4 separate regions of the Homo sapiens genome follow, and all the other regions are linked to region 2. The links are chromatin contacts, found by Hi-C or POLR2A ChIA-PET in ENCODE. All regions are on one chromosome and are shown on one strand. Each heading gives the region's core, a stretch centred on a gene start or an enhancer-like site at or near the end of the contact. The rest is flanking DNA. Distances are from core to core; before and after follow the strand shown. Region 1 overlaps EBF1 (EBF transcription factor 1). Region 2 has its middle 230 kb from the start of LINC02227. Region 3 overlaps EBF1 (EBF transcription factor 1). Region 4 overlaps EBF1 (EBF transcription factor 1).

What was found. A loop is a pair of places that touch in the nucleus more often than their neighbours do. ChIA-PET counts read pairs that join two places held with the same protein, here RNA polymerase II (POLR2A). Pooled maps may share reads with other maps.
Region 1: a loop to region 2 is called in a pooled map, with 4 times the contacts of the local background. The contact joins two enhancer-like sites. A Hi-C loop is called at or near these places in 1 of 37 single-sample maps with no recorded cell type and 9 of 50 pooled maps.
Region 3: a map with no recorded cell type shows a loop between it and region 2 (2.9-fold over the local background). The contact joins two enhancer-like sites. A Hi-C loop is called at or near these places in 2 of 37 single-sample maps with no recorded cell type and 3 of 50 pooled maps. POLR2A ChIA-PET finds 5 or more read pairs at or near these places in 1 of 52 experiments (activated B cell).
Region 4: a map of OCI-LY7 shows a loop between it and region 2 (5-fold over the local background). The contact joins two enhancer-like sites. A Hi-C loop is called at or near these places in 1 of 168 maps with a recorded cell type or tissue (OCI-LY7), 2 of 37 single-sample maps with no recorded cell type and 4 of 50 pooled maps.

The regions. Positions count from the first base shown.
Region 1 is chr5:158,748,967-158,753,899 of GRCh38, forward strand. The region is part of intron 10 of EBF1 (EBF transcription factor 1); the gene reads right to left. Among named protein-coding and RNA genes, the nearest start is that of LINC02227, 340 kb to the left of the region's middle. RefSeq lists a silencer at 3,481-3,600. Within about 2 kb of position 3,530, at least 2 of the 41 ENCODE cell types and tissues checked have a DNase peak (open chromatin) inside an H3K27ac peak, as active enhancers do.
Region 2 is chr5:158,172,930-158,178,057 of GRCh38, forward strand. No RefSeq gene overlaps it. Among named protein-coding and RNA genes, the nearest start is that of LINC02227, 230 kb to the right of the region's middle. Within about 2 kb of position 2,167, at least 6 of the 41 ENCODE cell types and tissues checked have a DNase peak (open chromatin) inside an H3K27ac peak, as active enhancers do; they include OCI-LY7, where a contact is called at or near this core.
Region 3 is chr5:158,907,993-158,913,195 of GRCh38, forward strand. All of the region lies in intron 6 of EBF1 (EBF transcription factor 1), which reads right to left. Among named protein-coding and RNA genes, the nearest start is that of EBF1, 190 kb to the right of the region's middle. Within about 2 kb of position 3,324, at least 2 of the 41 ENCODE cell types and tissues checked have a DNase peak (open chromatin) inside an H3K27ac peak, as active enhancers do.
Region 4 is chr5:158,952,616-158,957,443 of GRCh38, forward strand. The region is part of intron 6 of EBF1 (EBF transcription factor 1); the gene reads right to left. Among named protein-coding and RNA genes, the nearest start is that of EBF1, 140 kb to the right of the region's middle. RefSeq lists an enhancer at 1,612-1,741. Within about 2 kb of position 1,461, at least 5 of the 41 ENCODE cell types and tissues checked have a DNase peak (open chromatin) inside an H3K27ac peak, as active enhancers do; they include OCI-LY7, where a contact is called at or near this core.

The DNA.
Region 1 (4,933 bases), core at 2,280-4,779, 580 kb after region 2:
TTGTCTCTCCAGAGCAGAAAAACCTAAGCAGGAGTTTGAGGTGTGTCCCCAAGGCAATCTTGTCAAGTTGTGGCCCACAGCATGGCAATTCCCTGTGGAAGAGGGCCTAGATTGACTGCCCTTCTATGCCAGGAGAAGCAAGCTCCTTGAGGAAGCACATACCTCTTCCCGAGTATGTGGCCTCTTAAAGTGACAAGGGTGCAAGAGTATGTATCTCTGCTAATAAAGACATCATTTACAATTGGACTTTGTGAAAGACAGAAGCGTATTTAAGTTCTTTCTGAATTTGGAACTACTTGGATCCTATCAAAAACAATTTTCTAATTGTCATTAAAATACTGGAAACCATGAAGAAGATCCACCTCCCAAAATATGCAATGCCATCTCTTTAGATTTCCTGCTTTTGCTTTGGAAATAAACTCAGAATCTAATAGTCTTCCCCTTGGCCAAGATTCTAAAACCAACAGTGACCATAATCCTGTAAACACAGAAAGAGATTCCTAACTCACTATATTCCTGGCCTTGAAACTTTGGTGTGGAAGGCACCACCAAATCAGGTCACTTGAGTCTAGGATCAACCACGCTACAGTGAAGTCAACACTTGGTAGAAAACTGTGAAAGTGGGCTCTAGTATACCTCCTAGCAATGCCATTAGTTGTGACATAAGTCAATAAGTTCCTATAGAGTTTAGGATTTGGGGAAAACAGGTAATACTTTTGTATTACACGAGGGAGGTGAATATACACTGAATAATAGCAGTGATGAGTTTCTTTTACACGGCAGGAATATTTTCTTGGCTGTTGGATTTAGCATATCAACAAGGGAGGCTGGACATACCTTTTCTCAGAGTTTCATTAGCCTGCTAGAATATTTAGAGGTCTGGGCAAGGTAAACTAACTCTCCCATGTTTGTGCTGAAGTAGAGGTACAGGTCCCACTCTGAGTATTGAATTATCTTTTCTCATGATGACATCAACATTGAAACTACAGAGAGCCTCTTTTGTAGTCAACAGTATGGGACACTGGATTTTTATCTCCCTTTGGACAATGAGATTGTGGTTAGCATAACACTGGTAAATCTAACATTAATGCTCTGTCAAAAATTGTTTTATGAAGGCTAGAAAGAGGTTGGAGAGAAAGGAGGTGCATCCAGGAATAGATACAAAAACATTGAAAGAGAAACTGAAATCAATTCTGTAAACAGCAGAAGTCAAAGCATCGTAGTTGTCATTAAGCACCTACCATTATAATATTCAAACAATAAGATATTTCCTGAAATATCAGATCAATTCTTAAAGGAGAGCTGTTCCCAGTGGGGTTTACTTGTGGTCCTCTGTCCGACATCCATTAGACAGGGTCCCTGTCTTTAGTAGCATGGGTTCAAACAAATGATAAGAGAGGAAATAGATTCCATTCTCTCTGTTTACTTTATTACTATTGATTTATGAATTCCCTCTGATCTATTTCCTAACTGGGCAGATAATATACATTTAGTACCAAAGGTAATTATCCAAAATGAATCTAGTTTGCAACTGGGTGATAAAAAAGAGAGAGGAGACTGATAGATTAAATACTTATCATTAAAAAGTATGGCTGATTGTATTAATATAGATACAAGAGCTTTAATATTCTCACTTTACGGCTAGATATAATTTCCTAGACTAATTGTGAGTTCATGTGGACACTTGGGCATATTTTATTTCTACTCTATATTTTATAGCATCATTTTATAGTGCAAATAATAAAAGCATTATATGAAAAAATTATTTCAAAAGTTTTTTTTAAAAATCTACCACTTGCAAAAAAAAATCATTTAGGGCATTTAAAAAAAAATCTTCATAAAGGGATAGAACATTTAGTTACCACAAATTACTATGGTTTTTAAAGCATCAAAGTTAGAGAAAAGAGCAAAGATTGTATCATTATACGAGTATAAATAAAACAACTTAAATTTCTAGCAATAGTGAATGGATAAATAAATATAGTAAATCCACACTGTGGGAGATGATGCAGCCTATTAACATGTTTATGAAGAAATTTTAATGCGTGGGAAAATGCTTATTAGGCTATGTGAAAAAAACAGGATATAAAACTGTGTGTGTGTAAACACATATACAGTATAACCACAAATACGAAGAAAATGTTCATATATATTTGTTATGTATAGAAAAATATGAAAGAAATATACAAAAATCTTTTTAGTGGTCAACTCTGGGTGATGGCTATTGGATGATTTGAACTCCTTAAATTCTATCCTGTTTTTCTCTAAATTTTCTAAATTAGCACATATTATTTTTATATCTAAGCACGTATTAGAGAGACGGGCGAATGAACAACTTAGAATGAATGGAAGGTAGGACACATGTTGCGTTTGCCCCTGGCTCATAATGACCTGAGGGCCATCACATGCCAGGGACTCCTTTACTGATGCCTCTTTGGAACCTCTCCACTTACAGGCAGAGTAAGCTGTCTGCAGAATCCTACCAGATGTGTCCAAGCGTCATACACTCAGGGATCATCACACTTTTAAAAGACATACGTAGTTATAGAAATACCAAAGTACTGAGGAAAGAGTACAGTGGAACAGTTAAGAGGATGAATTCTGGAGTCAGACGGTCTGGCCAGGTTCCTCCACTTGAGTAACTCTGGCAAATGCTTAATCTATGTCTCAGTCTCCTTACCTGTTGAATCAGGACAGTCAAGTGCCTTCCCTATAGAGATGTTCAGGGATTCAATGGGCTAAATATTTGTAAAACACTTAGAAGACTACGTTATACAATAAGTACTTATCCATTAAATGAATACATCTTTAAAATTCTGATAATATTGATCAGAATCAACTTACAAATAAAGAAATGGACATGGCCAAAATATTTATAAAACATTTGAGCATTTGTAAGTTGCTGAGGCAAGGGTGCAATTTCAGTTGAGCTTAAGTCGAGACTCAGGATTGTAGTGGTTTTAGATGGTTTTTTTATACTGCCAAAGATCTGTCCATCCATACATTTTTATCTAGAATGATGTTGATGATGCTAAGGTTCAAGGGAATAATTACTATGTGCAGTACTATTTGTAGTGTTTTGTTCCCCACTCTATATTTAGATTCTAACAGAAGATGTGAAACTAAATAGATACTCAATAAAAGTTTACTGAATGAAAACACAAATGAATGACTTCACCACAGCTGCATCAAGTTGTCTAAATATGATTATATTTCCACAAAGGAGCCATTGTTAAATGAACTTTCCCTCTATTAAGAACTAGGATTGAAGTATCAAATTTCTTAGAATCTAAAACTTTTTACTATTATAACTTAGAAACAATTAGATGGCAAGATTAAAAGGGGAAAAAGTATTTATTCCAAAAAAAAAAAAAAAAAAGCACAGCTTAGGACTTGAATATCTTCAAGGATCCATTTCTTAGGAAATCTATAAAGATGCAGAAAGCTTTAGAAATGGAGATACCAAGACAGCAATGGCAGCACCAATAAACAGAAATAGACGGTTCATCTCACTAGTTCTGTGGTTTTCTCCTACCCAGTAGAGCGTGACAAGAGAATGTTAAAGTAACTGAAATCAAGAACAATACTGGAAATAAGAACAGTCTACAATGGCAAATTTTTACTGTAATACATTTCGTTACTGAGTGAGGGAGGAAAACAACTGTTTTTAGATACTGTCCATTGTTTTCTATACATTTCAAAGCTCCTCTTCACACATGTAACTTTCAAACTGACAGTGGTAACTTTCAGCATTTTGTGGAGATCTTGGCTCCAATGCAGCAAATAAGAAGTGAAATGTCCCACGGTTGTAAAATCTTGATAAGTTATCCGTGTCACATTTTTCAAATGTGGAACTGCTCACACCACACAGATAATTATAGATGACCAGATTGTAACTGTTTTATTGCTTCTTTTTCCCCATAAATTTTAATTTTGGAAAGTTAAGTGAAAAATGTGGTTTCAATTTCCTACAAATTGCACACAATTTGGTTTTAACAAGAAAATAGAAAGAAAGGGTATGTTCTTTAAAGTGAATTATGAACTAGAGTTTGTTTTCGCTCGCTCAACACCGCAAAAATAATAAAGCACAAAATTTAGAAAAGATGCCTTACAAAATGGAAATCATGAACTATAGTAAGAAAGCAGAAAGTAATTTTTTTTTATCTAAACATGATTTAAGCAATCTAACAGGATAATATAATTGAGCTAGTCTTTCTCCCTCTGGTGAAGCAAGCTAGAAGGAAAGGATACCGGAGTAGAAGCCGACAATCTTAATACATGTATAACAGGAAATCTGTTAATAAGAAAAGGCTTTGTGTATCTCCATCTTACTCTCTCCACAACTGTCAGCAACAACAAAAGAACTATTAAAAGCAATCAATTTTGAAACCATTTAAACATATACCTAGAAACACAACAAAACACAAGAATTTATAAAGGAACTTTTAGTGGAAAGAAATTCTAGCCCTCTGATGGGTTCTGGCTATAATCTTAGAGTTAGACCAACATGCTTTCTTGATTCAAGGTAGTGGTCTGCTACAACTAGCATAACTAAAGGCAGGAACCCCATGAAGTGTCTCGACCACACCAAAACCACCAGCTGGAAAGCAAATAAGGAAATCAATCAACCAGATATTTTTTCTCCTTTCTGCCAAAAACTTTGAGTGAATGCACTTTTCTTCATTAAATTGACCACTGCTTTCACCTTTTTAGCAATGTAGACTGTTAGGCAAAATAAATTATTCATTATTCAGGCAAAAACTATTTCATCAAAGTTGTTGATCTTCATTGACCAAATTCTCCATGGCCTATGTTACTAAATAGCACCACCATAGCTTTCTCAAATTTCTACTTCCAAAAATGTTTACTTTCAGACAGATTGTGACGACCACAAAACTTACCTGCATGAGTATTCTATAAACAAAGTTGTTGT
Region 2 (5,128 bases), core at 917-3,416:
AAATGTATTCAACGTTTCAAAGTATCTCTTCCTGAACAACCCCATGAGTCAGACACATACAAGTGTTGTGGCATGTTGGACAGCCTCTGAGAAATGGTACTTCTTTTCTTGTAGCTGACCTTTTCTGGGGCCTGTGAGCCAGCTGACCTTTGCATATCCCCTCACCTGCAATGGCTAAGGGATAACTCTTTAGTAACCACTCTTTGCCTGTCACTTGCATCAAGTAAATGGAAGTTGCCAAGGTTCAGCCGTGATCCAGAGCCTGAGTCTCACTAGCTGACATTAGGGTGAAAAGTGCATATGGAGAAATACCAGTAAGAACTTCAGTGGGACTGAAACTATGGATCATATGTAATGGGGAGTTGGGCCTTCTGGGTCATAACGGTGCAAAGAAGAGGCCTTTTCTGAAAGCCCTTGGAGCAGGTCACATATATATTCAGACATCCAGAACATCAGCATGTCCCTTAACCTAGTTTTCTCATTTAAGTTCAAGAAAGAAACCTGATTCCTGCTCAAGGCTCTTATTGCAAAATCTTAGAACTGGAAGGGACTTCGGAGATGACCTAACCCGACAAATATATAATATTCATCTTTCTACTGTCCAATCCTGTGCCCATAGCAATGGCAGCCATTGCTAATGGATGACAGTGTTCTCTCTGGAAAGGCCTAAATGCAGCCTCAGAACCCTTTAATGCCTAGTGATCCAAGCAACAGTGGAGTTGACCACCAACTCCAACCAGGACCTTCAACGTTTAGCTTCGCTCTCTTCACATGCTTCCTTCTTGGGTCTGTAGGATGAGGGACTTGGGGAATCTCGCATGGGCAATACAAGAATTTCTGTCTTCATTTGATGTTACCAGGAGCAACTGGAGATCTTGGGAAAAAGCAAATAGGTCAGGAGATATGAAGTTAGGGTCTAGTCTTGGTATTGCCACAAAGGAGCTGAGGGATCATAGGCAAGACACAAGCTCTCTGGACCTCAGTTTTCCTCATCTGTAAAATGAAGGGCTTGAGAGGACTACACAATGGCCCTGGGCCTTCTTTCAGAAGTGTGGCCTTGGGATGTTTTTGGTATGTTGAGATATATAGTGCTGATAGATGTTCCCTGCTCCTGAGAGGCAGGGTCTATGTTGTGCACATGCCCTACTCCAGCAAGGGCAAGCATGGGACCATCCCGCTGCCCCTCCATACTCCCATGCCTGTAGCAGACATTGACAGTCATTCACAGCACTCTTTTCTGCCCCATATGGATTTGATCTTAGAATCCTTCTCACTCTCTTTGGCAAGGGGTCTGAGCAGCCACCACCAACTGATCAGAGTTTGCAAGAGAAAAGAAAACCATCTGCCATCTGTTATGGGCTGAATTGTGTTCTTCCAGAAGTTGATGTTGAAGTCATAAACCCCCACTATCTCAGAATGCGGGCATATTTGGAGATAGGGTCTTTACAGAAGGAAAGACGAAACCGTGATAGAAAAAGGAAAGAGAAAGAAAGATTGCCACTTAACTCCAGATGGAGCCTAAGCCATCCTCTAGACTGCTTTGGGAAATTCTATTTTGTTTTGCTTTGGAAAAAATCACCTGAAGGCTGGGCGCGGTGGCTCACGCCTGTAATCCCAGCACTTTGGGAGGCTGAGGCGGGCGGATCACAAGGTCAGGAGATCGAGACCATCCTGGCTAACACGGTGAAACCCCATCTGTACTAAAAAAATACAAAAAACTTAGCCATGTGTGTGGCGGGTGCCTGTAGTCCCAGCTACTTGGGAGGCTGAGGCAGGAGAATGGCGTGAACCTGGGAGGCGGAGCTTGTGGTGAGCCGAGATGGTGCCACTGCACTCCAGCCTGGGCGACAAAGCGAGACTCCGTCTCAAAAAAAAAAAAAAAAAAAAAAAAAAGTCACCTTAAGTCCCAAGCATCAGACGCAGACTGTTGGCTCACCTAGAACGTTCTAGCTTTTTCTAGGAACTAAGGCCACAGATGGAAACAAAATCAGGCACTGGAGAAATAGGGGTGATTGGAAGACACTTAAATCTTCAACAAGGCTAAAGGGTTAAATCACATTTTTTCAGACCTGTTGGGGTTTGACTGGCTGAGACTTAAAAAGAGAAGCTGGGAACCAGGGAGCCTGCAGCTGGGAAAGTTTTTCTTCTCGCCTCTCAGCTAAGGGTCTGGCATTTCACCTGCTAGATGGCGCTGTCCTCTAAGGAAAGGCACCAGCTCAGCTTGAATGGGGGCTCAGTCAAGGAAACAGGGAACAACTAAAGTTGAAAAGAATTGATGGGCGGGAGTAGAGGGGATGGAGGCAGCCCTTTCCCCAGCAGCAACATCTCCTTCTGTGGTAGTGGCTCTTGTTCTCTTTATAGCTTTTATTTTGCAGTGTGGGAGTTTTGTATACTTCATCTGAAAAGTTACAGGGCCTTTGCTCTGAAGGAAAGTGAATAAGAAAATGAGCATGTGTGTGTGTGTGCGCACGTGTGTGTTTTGTGTATTATTGTCAGGAGGCAGGGATGGTCATGGAGGTCCCACCCCAAGGCTGCAACCTACAAATGACACGTCTCAGCCCTGGTCTTTGGCCTTGACTTACACCAGATCAGTGGGAAAAAGAAACAGTAAGTCCTTTCTCTATCCTGCCTGTAGAACCAGATGCCTGGGACTCTTGGTGGCTTTGCTCTGAAACCTTCTAGCTCAGCTCCATTTAGGGGCAAACTGCATGTAGGCACTGAGACCTCCGTTTCCGTGCAATTTTATTGTTAGACTGACAGGCTGGCTCCTGGTCTGCATGTGAAATCAGGGACACAGCCTGCAACTACTCCCACTCTATCAGCAGCCAGAAAGAAGGAAAACAAAGATAAGGGGAGGGGTGATGGGGGGATGGAAACCAGGAGGGGACCCATGAGGGAGGGGAGGGAGGAGCAGAGAGAGGAGACAAGGGACAAAGAACAGAGGTGAAAGATGAAGGGTGTGGGGAAGGGAGAGTGGGGCAAGGATGACCAGGTGTCCAGAAAGGAAGAAAAGGGCAATGGGGAGAGGCCACTGGGAAGCAGAGAGGCCGGCAGGCTGGCAGAAGTGGGAAGAAGACACAAGTGAAGGGAGGGGAGGGAGGCTTCCTTAAGCAAACAGGAAGACAGGAGGAAGGGAAGTCTAGTAATTAGGGAAAAGCTGACCAAAACCCAGAAAGGAGGAGAAGACTACTACAGTAAGGAAGCTGCAGAAAAGCCAGGCAGGAGATAGAGACAAGGAAGCTTTGAGGCAGGAGGCTCTGGAAACAAGGGAGGCAGAGAGCAGAGCTGAGCTAAGAAAGGAAAAAATCCAGGAGAGGGAACCAGGAAAACAACACAAATGAGAGTGAAGGAACAGGGAAAGAGCCATTAAAAGAATGCTTACCTTATAGTCGTAAAAACTGGAATGTGTGTGTTTTGGCCTGCGGCCATTGTCCAGGAAACACAGTGTGGCTTTTAAGCAAGTTGTGGAGTGGCGGCATCCACATGTTAGTAGCTCGCCCTGGTCTGCTGCTTTGCAATGCAGCTGTGCGGAGCTGCCCTCTTGTTGGCTGGCAGCCTGGTGCTGGGGACATCTGATGGGGTCTGCTGTTTGGACAGAGGGGCATGCCTGCTCCATTTATGGTGCTCCAAGTTCAGGCATCAACATCTTTTCCAGGACAAGAGTTGAGATGTGGTCCCTTTGAGGATGTTTCTCGGAGGGACTGTGGTTGAGGTTCTCAGAGGGCAGAGGGGGAGACATGGTTAAAGGCCATAGAGGGTGGAGATTTAGGGAACGGCCTCTGGAGTCTGATGGCCACCATTCAGTTCCTCGTTTTATCAATTCACTGCATAAACTAGCTCATGTCACTTCATCTCTCTAGACCTCTCTGGGCCTCAGCAACTCATCTGTAAAATGGGGTCGCAATCATACCTGTCTCATAGGGTTCTGTCTGGTAAGGCTTAACTGAGATGATCATGTGTCTATCAGAGTGGCTAGCTCATATTAATGCTCACTCAATGTTAGTATGCTTATTGCTGTTAGTGTGATGTTAGCATATTAAATGTTAGTAGGATTCTGTGTATGATCATTAAGGACTATATAACTGTATGGGTGTCTGTGTGTGTGTTCTGGGGGACTGGTCCTTAATGCAGACTAAGGGGCTTAGATTTGAGGATATTTTATCATGAGAATTATCTGTGCAAAGCATTGTTTGGGAAAATAAATCCAGTGGTGACACATGGGCTTCTCTGGGGAGCAGGGAGACCATTTTGGTGACCAGAGCATGCATGAGAGAATGGGGTCCTGAACTAGGGGACATGGGTGCTAAAAAAGATTTAAAGGGCATTTTGAGAGACACCCCAAATCCAAAGAACTTTATGATTGGATGGGTAGGTGGTAGGAGAGGGAAATTTGACTCCAAGGTTTTGAGACCAAGAACAGGAGTAAGAGGGAGCTCTCAAGCTAAGAATGATTTTTACACTTTCAAAGGATTGAAATAAGCCAAAAACAGAAACAAAGGTATATGGCAGAACTGGTATGTGGTCTGCAAAACCTAAACTATTTACTATTCAGCCATTTACCAAGTTACCTCACCCCTGGTCTGGCCCAGGGACTCAAAAGACTCTGCCCCAGAAACAGAGAAGTCTGGAGGGATTTTTGACAGAGTGTCCCCCAGAAAATCAGAGTGATGGGACTAGCGCTGGAGCAGGATTGTACGAAGAATACATCAGTTTAAGAGTCACCTATTCATCCAACAAATAGTTTTTCAGTGTGAGCTGGGGAGATAGATCCGCTGTGACTTCTGGCTACTTGTGATGCCGGCCAAGTTATCAACCTCTGTAGGTCTTGGTTTCCCCACTTGTAAAATCAAGATAATAACAATGCTTACCTCCTGGATTTTTTTTTTCCTGTGGGGGGAGGAGGACTAAGTGCAATATGACATGTAAAGCATTTAAACAGTGGCTGTCACACACCTGCAATAAACATGAGCTTTTACTATTATGGAGGACCTAGAAGCCCAGAACTAGAAATAAACATGGGCATTTGCAAACCTGCAGTAAAAGACGGATTTGTCCGGGAAATAACAGTAAGCAAATATCAGTTGCCATTATCATCATCATCAATAGGATTACTCCTTTGCTGTTGTTA
Region 3 (5,203 bases), core at 2,074-4,573, 740 kb after region 2:
AAAAAAATTAACCAAATGAGATGCTAATCTTCTCCCCAACACCCCACCACCGAGTTTTGGCAGACAAAAATTACTGAGCTGGAGTTTGGCAACTGATGAGCAAGGCATAAATCCTGAAAAGACTTGTCAGTCGAAAGAAACTTTGTGGCTCCTCTCACTATATCCTCATCTTTACTTAAAATACACAGTACCTGCTGTGCTTGACAATTATTTCCCAAACTGTTGGGGAGGGTGTACACACCCATACATGCATTTTTTATCTTTGTGCACAAACTAAATATCTTTGTATACCTTGTCCACATCATCTCTATGTATGTCTACATAGATTTGCACATATCTTTGTTCACAAAAGGTATTGCCACAGATAAATTAACTTAACATGATATCTTGGCTGAGGGGTGTCAATAAGTTGTTATAATTTTTGTTTGTGCTAACAAATCCCTAGGTAAACCCTCATCTTTTTCCTTTCCCATCTTAGCAAGCTCCTTTGCAAGCAAGGCTCCCATTAACTCCAATCAAGCTTTTTTTCCAGGCCCCTTAAATTAACCACTCTAGGTTTTAGAATAAGGAAACAGCCTCGTCACAATGCATCATGTATTCTGATCAAGTGTGTATTGTTACTTCCACCCTGACAGTTCCCAACCTCATTTTAAATATGGCCAAGAGGCCTCAAGAAATGTAGATTTATAATGGAGGAGATGCGTTTGCACCTCCAAACACAAATTATGTTAATTGGGTGTTCCAACTGGAGCCAGGAAGAGGTGGCGTGATTATTCTCTGGAAACCTCGGTGATTGGCAGCCAACTCATACTGAGAACCAGGACGGGTTGGCTCTTTGGAGCCATGCAGAGCACATGCCTTCCTCCCCTTGAATAAAGGCTGCTCCACACTCTACCTGTCCAGCCGGGCTGTGGTCAAGCTGCTCCGCTTGCCATGCATCAATGCCACTTTGTTCAGACCGACTGGCTCTCAACAGTGCCCCTCCTGCCGTCTGTATTATTTAAAGGAGATTTATGGTTGGGTGTCTTGTGTTGTGAAACACAAGCTGTGACCCCCGGGCTGGGAAGCCAGCAGGGAAAAACATTAATATAACGGCACATGGGAAAATGAAACTCATGGGCAGCAGAAAAAAAAAAAAGAAAACAGAAAGAAAAAGAAAGAAAGAACAGAAATGTGAGATGTGAAATGCACGAAGGTGTTACAAACTGCACTGAGTGTTTGCATTCCTTCTCTGGTGGAACGGCAACATATACTCAGGTTAGGATGGTGGTGCTGGTGGTTTTTGTTGGTTTGTCTGTTTGGATTTTGGTGGGGGTTTTTTGGAGAGGGGTTCTGTTTGGCTGGTTTGGTTTGGTTTGGTTTAGAAGACACAGAAACAAATGCCAAACAATAAGGGCTTATGTTTAAAAATAACCCATGTTAACTAGAGGACCAAGAACCCTGGTCGCATATTAAAGAGGACCAGATAATTGTGTCACCATTAGGATCATTTGAAGTTATACATACTTAATTAAGGGGAATCAAAACTCATGCTGCCAGGCATGACTGATCATTGGTTGGCTCAGGAAGAATTTACCCCTCTTCTAACAGAACACTCTCCAAGACAGGGGCACTGGCCATTATGAGAGTTCTTACAGTTACAGATCAGGTCAAGAAGGAGGGGAGGCCGGGTGCGGTGGCTGACACCTGTAATCCCAGCACTTTGGGAGGCCGAGGCGGGAGGATCACAAGGTCAGGAGATCGAGACCATCCTGGCCAACATAGTAAAACCCTGTCTCTACTAAACATACAAAAATTAGCTGGACGTGGTGGCACAGGCCTTTAATCCCAGCTATTCAGGAGGCTGAGGCAGGAGAATCACTCGAACCAGGGAGGCAGAGGTTGAACCAGGGAAGCAGAGGTTGCAGTGAGCCGAGATTGCACCACTGCACTCCAGCCTGGTGACAGAACGAGACTCTGTCTATAAAAAAAAAAAAAAAAAAAAAAAAAAAAAATGCAGGGGAAAGAACAGAGCTGGAACTAGAAGAGCAGATTTTAGCATTTTTAATACAATCAGATGTATTATTTCCTAATTTCCCAACTGCATACATTTGAAATGAAGAGACATTGTCATCCTCATTGAGCTATGGAATTTGTCTGACATTTTTGTTACTGACTCCAATGCTAGCCAAAAATGATTTATTTGTCCTCTGGTCCTCAGTGTCCCAATCTGTAAAATGGAAACTCACTGTTCCTATCAGAAACAGGGTGGCCACCCACCAAGCTGTGGTTCTTCCAAGGATGAAAAAGATGGTACCAGAATCAAATTATTAAAATGCCCTTCTCACAAAAGCATAACTTTCTGTTAATATTTCCCTTAGAGAAAGGCACATTCAATTTCCATTAATGGTACTTAGAAATTCGTGGAAGTAAACCAGCATATGGATATGCTGAAGAAGGTGGGTCACCATTAAATCCTAAACACACCTCTATCTTTGAAAATGTTTCAGAGAACTGTGAGATTCAATTACTTTGGTGAAATTAGATCCTATACTAAAGAACCAGTATGTTGAATCTCTGTAGCAAAGATGATTTTTTTAAACTACATATTTTATGTAGATGTGATTTTCTTTGCTCAATAAAAAATTAATTGATGTATGCCCTCAGACTAATCTCAGAAATACCTAGTAATTTTTTCCCCAATCTTTAAGTATTTCTCAGAACAAATAGGTTTTATGGTTTATGGAAAAACCTGGAGATTGTGAGCCCTGTCTTCTCCAGATGTACACAATAATTGGTGCAGGATCTTGGAAAGTATTAGGACACCCCTTAAACAAAGGCTGGCTGAAGCCTGTTGCAGTGATTCAATAGGAAATTATAAAGTCCAGTTTGTGGCCCCAAAGGGAAACACTGCTGTCCTTGAGTAGTCCACAAAACTCTATTTCCAATTAGCACCTGCTGATTCAGTGTTTCACATTCACAAGAAAAATAAATCCCCTATATTTTAAAGCAGTGTGTGTATGCCTTGCAGGGGAGCAAGGCAGTCAGGGGAGAGTACCGAGAGCCCAGCAGAGAGAATTTCCTTCCCCATGTACCATAGTCTCCTTTCTATCTCTTCAGTCATGGAACACACTTCTGAAATTGCAGCAGCTACTAGAAAACTTCCCTCAACGAGTCGCCTATCTGAACAGGGAACCTCTGCAAATCTCCTTCCTTTCATGAAATCGCTGAATACTAAAACTAAATGTAACACCCATTTTGTACAAAATGCTTAGACCTTCTTCAGCGTACTCTTTCAACATTCAAGGCTTGCTCATTTACCTCTGTGAGCTTTATGACTAACTCAGTATCACTAACTACAGCTGTCAGCCCTCAGAGGTCAGAGACATGACTGTTTACTTCTATCACTAACCAGCCTGGCTGGTTACAGCTAGCTACACTAGCTACAAAGAGACAATTAACAAAAAATGTCTCATGAGGATAGAGGGGTTTTTTTTTAGTTTTGTTTTGTTTTTAATCATCTATCATCCTCAGGGTGGAGAGGGGAAGAAATGAAGACCCATTTTTCTTTTCCATCTCATCTAAAGCCAAGCTATAATCCATTACCACTGCAAACAGACAACAGGGCATTTTCTGCTACGACAGCATACAGTAGGAACAAATCATAACATAATAATCATCATCTCTTAAAAGCCTTACTCACCCCATTTCACCTTGCCCTGGAATGGGATTCCTTGAGTAGGAGAGTATACCCACCACTCCTGTTATGATCCTTGGCTAGAACCACTGTGAGCTGAGAATCTCAGCACCCACTCCACATGCCCTACTTGGCAGCTAAAATGTAACTATTAAGTCACACTAACATTAGATTAGATGATGCTGTCATCCCATTGTTATCCAATTTATTCTTCTCTGACATGGTATGAAGTGGTTCTGCATCAATAATGATTCATAAATACAGCCATACCTGATCTCTATCACCATTTCCATGTGCTTTCACAGACAAGAAACTGCTCTCTCTTCCATTTCTCCAAGTTCATTTCTTTAGTGGGTGAGTAATGACAGTTTCACCTCCAGAGTCTATTTAACTATAAAGAACATTCACAGAATGACCTAGATATTTGGTTGATAAGCACCTGCTATTGACTCAGGGCTCATCTAAGTAGTGTGGGCTGCACATGTCTTAGGAGAGTAAGGGCCCTTCCTCATGGATCCTCCTGGTGGACACAAAGATTCCCATTTCTGCACAAACATTGCAAATTTCACATAGCCATTAGTTTCACCTACGGATCCCAGGGACTTACCCACCAAAGTTCAAGTTCCAGAATGTAGTGGATGCTTAGAATTCCTATAATCCAGAGCTTTGCCCAATTTAAAATGGAGTGATATGCATAGGTGCAGTCTTGAACTACTTTCTAATTACTTCTTGTGCAAGCCTCTTAATTCCTAAGAGTACTGTATCTTGGAGAGCACTTAACATACGGTGTACCCGTCCCTTCTAAATTTGCTGGATCATAAAAATCACCTGAGAATATTTAAGAATACAGATTCTCAAGCCTCACCCCAGGCCTACTGAACTAGAATCCCTTGGTACAAGGGCCTGGAGATGTGTATTTTAACTACTCTCAGGCGATTCTGACGAACAGGAGAATTTGGAAAACAGATGGGTCTCAGAGGATCTTCACAACAACTCCATGAAGAAGATAGGGCAAATGTTAGCTCCACTTTGCAGATATAATAAATGGGGCTCAGAGAGGTTAGTTCCCTCCACTATGCCTAATTCCACCTCATTAGCTCTGTGCCATGTTTTATACATCACTTGTATTCCTGTCCTTCCTACTCTCTATCAGCCTCAAGAAAAAAAAAGATGTAGCACATGAAAAAGGTTCTAGTAGTTATTCTTGCAGGTAGTATAGATGCTGACCGCAAAGGCAATTCCTGAGATATTGTCCTCAACATTTCCAGAGGATGCCTGCCTATCCAGGACCACCTTCTATTCCTGGCATCACTTTTGGTGCACATTCTGATATAATCAACATCCATTCAAGAGGGCCTTTTTCTGCAGAGGAATTCATCACCAGAAATACTGCACATGAGGATATAATATACAAAATATCTGTACAATACAGCTTCTTAAGCAATTATCCTGTACCGCTGGGTCACATTATGCAACTTAATATTTCCCATAACAAAAATAGAGTTCTGGGATTTTTAAAATGCGTAT
Region 4 (4,828 bases), core at 211-2,710, 780 kb after region 2:
GCAAATATAACAATACAATGCAATGCTCTCATTTGGTGTTTTGTTATTGCATTATTTGAAGGGAACAGCAATATTACTTTTCATTAGTTGCAAGAATTATGTGCAACAAAAGCTGTTTTCATTTTTTTTCTTACCTAAAAGTTGCTTCGTGTGCCCTAAAAGGGAAAATTAATTCAATTCAGATTAGATTTCCTAAGAATTAATTAGCTGCAAATATCTGAAAACTGCGGCTAGGGACATAAGGCTTAGGTATCTGAACTTAAAAGAAAAAAGTAAGCCTATTTAAACCTGTCCTTTAAAACAACTTCTGCACCAAAGTACCTTTTTTTTAGATATTTGGTTACCACTTTTAAAAGAGGAAACTTGTTTAAAAATCCTTTTTTTTTTTTAAGCAAGTGAGCATTACAAAGCTCCCCCTAGTAAACAGTCAAGAGTTAAATAGAAAGTAATTTGTTGCTACTTGCAGACATACATCACTAGTAAGACATGAGTTTATATTTATAAGCTGCACATCTGGGATCAGTTGACTTATCCATCTGCTAACTACACCAGTAAACAGTATGTCTGGGACCGTCAAACCCTTGCATCCATCACAAATTCCTGCTTTAATTGTGTGTTTACGTGGCAAACCTCTGCTTAAGTATATTTGAAGACTGTTTTAAGCAGTTGTAATTGCTCCTTTCTTCTTCATATTAACTTTAACACATTTTATTTACCATTATGACAGGCCGCGATTTTGCAAGCCTCATAGATAGATAAATGCCAGAGATCATCATGCTACCCAGGAAAAGGCAGCAGAGGGACAGAAACCGGAGCTGTAACCTGTCCAGTCCGGAGAGTTTGGGCCTCTTTCACAAAATCCAATGACTTGAGTCACAAGTTCAAATCTCAGTAAGGCCAGTTTAATCCTCCACTGTCTTGAACTCAGAAAGTTGACAATCATACACTTTCTTTTTGAGAAAGGAGCAGAAGAGAGGGAAGGGAAGATTTAGGGGGAAGAGGCAAATCACAGTTTGGAAAGATAAAATGGTGCCAGGAGTTTTCCATCTTTTTCCTTAATTAATCTGCTGTGTAGGAGAGGTGCATGAAAGCTTGAGAGATTTGTAAGGGTAGAGATTTTTCAAGCCAGTGGCAGAGGGCTGGAAGTTCTCAGGAGCCCCAGAATCAAAGAGGAGTATAGCCTGTGACTTGACTTAATTTTTAACCCTGGTTTTATAATTGAGTTTCATAAGCAAGCTGAAAACACAGGCTCAGAAATGAATGAATTCAGAAGAAATAAAAGGCTACCTTCCATAATTAGGGGAAAAATATGCACCATTCTCTGCACAAAAGCGGGGATTTTACTGTATTTTTCCCAATCTGCCTTTCACATTTATATGAATAGCAAGATGTCAGATTTCACACAATGTTGTTAAACCTTTTCTCAGGTTTAGGGAACTGAAAGTCGTATGTGCCTGTGTAATATTGTGCTGATGCAAATAGTTAAACTTTTCTACACGATTAACCATCATTTTCTCAGAGTATTCTGTTCACAGCTTTCTTCCAGTTTCCTGATACATGTTGAGATCTATGCCCGTGCGGCTGATGGGGTGGCGTGGAGGTTGTAAACTGAAGACCCACCGCGAAGCTAAAGAGTCACTCTGACGCAATCTAGTTAAATGACAGTATGGCAGTAGGCCGTTTACCCAGGCCAAGGAAGCTGTGGCTTGTCAAAGACATTAAAATCCAAATGTGCCAGCAACGGTGCCAAATGTACTCTAGGCCTTGCAAACACATAATCCAGACAAACTGAATTAAATTGCAACCAGTTTATAATTAATTTGCTTTTGAAAGTTGTGCCATGAGAATAAATGTGCCAACAATTATTTGCAATGAATTGTTCTTAGGGTGCCCCCAACTTAATAATGCCTCTGTAAGCAAGAGAGGGTTTGGTATTGGTTACTTGTATTGGCATTGGCTTCTAACCTAATGAGGGGGTACGGAGAATTTAGAGACAGATTCCAGGAACCTTAACCTTTCTGTCAACCTAATGGAGTCTGTTACCAATGCGGTCAGTAGCGTGGCCCTGTGGCCTCCCTGACCTCAGATGCCAGCCTCACTCTGCCCAAGATGCTAAGATTAGAAACATATTTATCTCGCTGAGGCACTGCCTTTCTGGACACCATTTTGTAAGCACAAATATTCACGGGAAAGGTAAAAACAGTAAGAGACTAAGGCACTAATGCTTCATGTGAATTCATTTCTCATACCATTTTTCTCTAGGACTTACGGAGCCAAGCAAAGTGTGAGCCCTGAGTACATATGAACAAAAAACTAAAATAATGTAAAAAGAAGAAATAATCCTGAAACTTAACATGGAGTGTTATGTGCCAAGCATTTTTTTTCCCCACCAATCCTCAGGGGAAAAAAATTACAGAGAAGTAATTGGGCCGGGCGCAGTGGCTCACGCCTGTAATCCCAGCACTTTGGGAGGCCGAGGAGGGCGGATCACGAGGTCAGGAGTTCAAGACCAGCCTGGCCAACATGGTGAAACCCCATCTCTACTAAAAATACAAAAATCAGCCGGGAGTGGTGGCGGGCACCTGTAATCCCAGCTACTTGGGAGTCTGAGGCAAGAGAATCGCTTGAATCCGGGAGGCAGGGGTTGTAGTGAGCCGAGATTGCACCACTGCACTCCAGAATGGGCAACAAGAGCGAAACTCCATCTAAAAAAAAAAGAGAGAGAGAGAGAAGTAATTGCAGAGTAGATGTATATTAGAGGCCTCAGGACTTAGAGCTAAAAAACAGCAGACGCAGGATTCAAACTGAGGGCTAACTCAGCAGCCTGGGACCTCCACCTTCTGCTTTTCATATCAACAATGGCCATATCTCACTGCTCCTCTCTTTCCAGAGCACAGGGGCCAGAGTGAGACCTGGAATGTGACTGACTTTTAGACCAGAGCTGGACATCAAAATGAATTCCATCCCATTCTTAATTGTCACTTTGGAAGACTGCTTGAGAGCATTTGCAGCTCTTCTTGGAAATCCAGGCAGAATGTTTTGAGTTCATCTCAATATAGTAGTTCCCTTACAGGGACGCATCATTTCTGATCTAAAATGATCTTTAATCGACTGATGTTTTACACCAGCCTCGTTATCAAATTACTGCTGGCTGTTTCCGAAACTCAGATCAACCCTCAAAGAGTAGAAGTGTGCTACCATTGAGGGGAGTCACAAGAAGATGCTGCAGGTTCAGCCAGCAGCTGAAAGGAAGAGTAGCAAAGAGTTGCTTAGCAATGGCTTACCAAAGGAGGAGTACCTGCAGGCCATTGCTTTGTTTATGCAACAAATACTTATTTCTTACAGTTGTTACTTATTTGTTACAAGCTCCTGCTTGAATATGCCAGATACTGCATTAATTAAATAAATATAAATGTGTGTGTGTGTGTGTGTGTGTGTGTGTGTGTGTGTGTGTGTGTGTGTCTTTCAGATTTAGAAATTTGCCCAAGGTCACAAAGCTAATAAATGGCAAAGGCAAGATTTGAACCCATGTCAAACTCCAGCAACACACTCCAGTCCACAGTCTTGTAGTACCAAGGAGGCTTCTACTTTGGAGCGACACGGTGTGTCACAGGCTTTTCAGATCAAGTTCTATGCTGCAGTTTCCTTTCACTGAGATGCAGCCTAATGGTCTCTGAATGTTTTTCACCAGGAGGAGAATGAGAGCTGAGAGTAACTTTCCCTGAAAGGACATTTGTAACCATTAAAAGAAAGAGAACTCAAAAAGAAGTTCAAGAGGGTTTTCAAAACTGGACTTTTAACTGGAAGCTTAATTGCAGGATGTACCTTAGAATGCACGCACACATAGACACACACACACACACGCACACACACACACGCACGCACACTTTCAGATATTCCTTCTAAAATAGCTCTTGACAATTTGTTTCAAATCATGAAATCACGACCTTAAGGTCTTCCAAGTTATCTTCAACCATCCAAACAATTAATTCTTTGAGAAAGACATACTTACTAAAAGAAAAAAGAAGTTGAAAATATTGAAAATATTATAGAAAGGTTCCAATGGAATTAACCAGAAGAGAAGGTTCTAGATGTTAAGCATGTACTACCACTCCCACTACCTCTGCCACCAACACTTCTTTTTTTTTTTTTTTTTTTTTTGAGATGGAGTCTCGCTCTGTCGCCCAGGCTGGAGTGCAGTGGCGCGATCTGGGCTCACTGCAAACTCCACCTCCCGGGTTCACACCATTCTCCTGCCTCAGCCTCCGGAGTAGCTGGGACTACAGGCGCCTGCCACCACGCCCAGCTAATTTTTTGTATTTTTAGTAGAGACCGGGTTTCACCGTGTTAGCCAAGATGGTCTCGATCTCCTGACCCTGTGATCCACCTGTCTAGGCCTCCCAAAGTGCTGGGATTACAGGCGTGAGCCACACTTCTAATGAAAAATGCTAGCAGCTCCCAATTACTAAGAACTCTGTGCCAAGCTCTCTGCTGAGTGCTTTCTATACATTATACCATTCACTCTTCACAAGCGCCCTGTGAGATAGACATTATTATCCCCATTTTACAGATGAGAAAACTGAGGCTTCATAAATTTAAACATTACTTGAACAGCCAATAAAATTATAGATATTTACCAGACTTTTCTGTAAGGTATTATTAATACAATGGTAAGCACTGTCATGGATGCAAGAAAATACTGGAATTTAAATGACAAAGATTAAGTCACATAAGAAATGAAAATTGATGAGGCAGGTCTAAGCAGGAAGTCCCAAGAGGGCAGGAACCAAATCTGTTTTGTTGCAAATTAGGTCTGGCATAATATCTG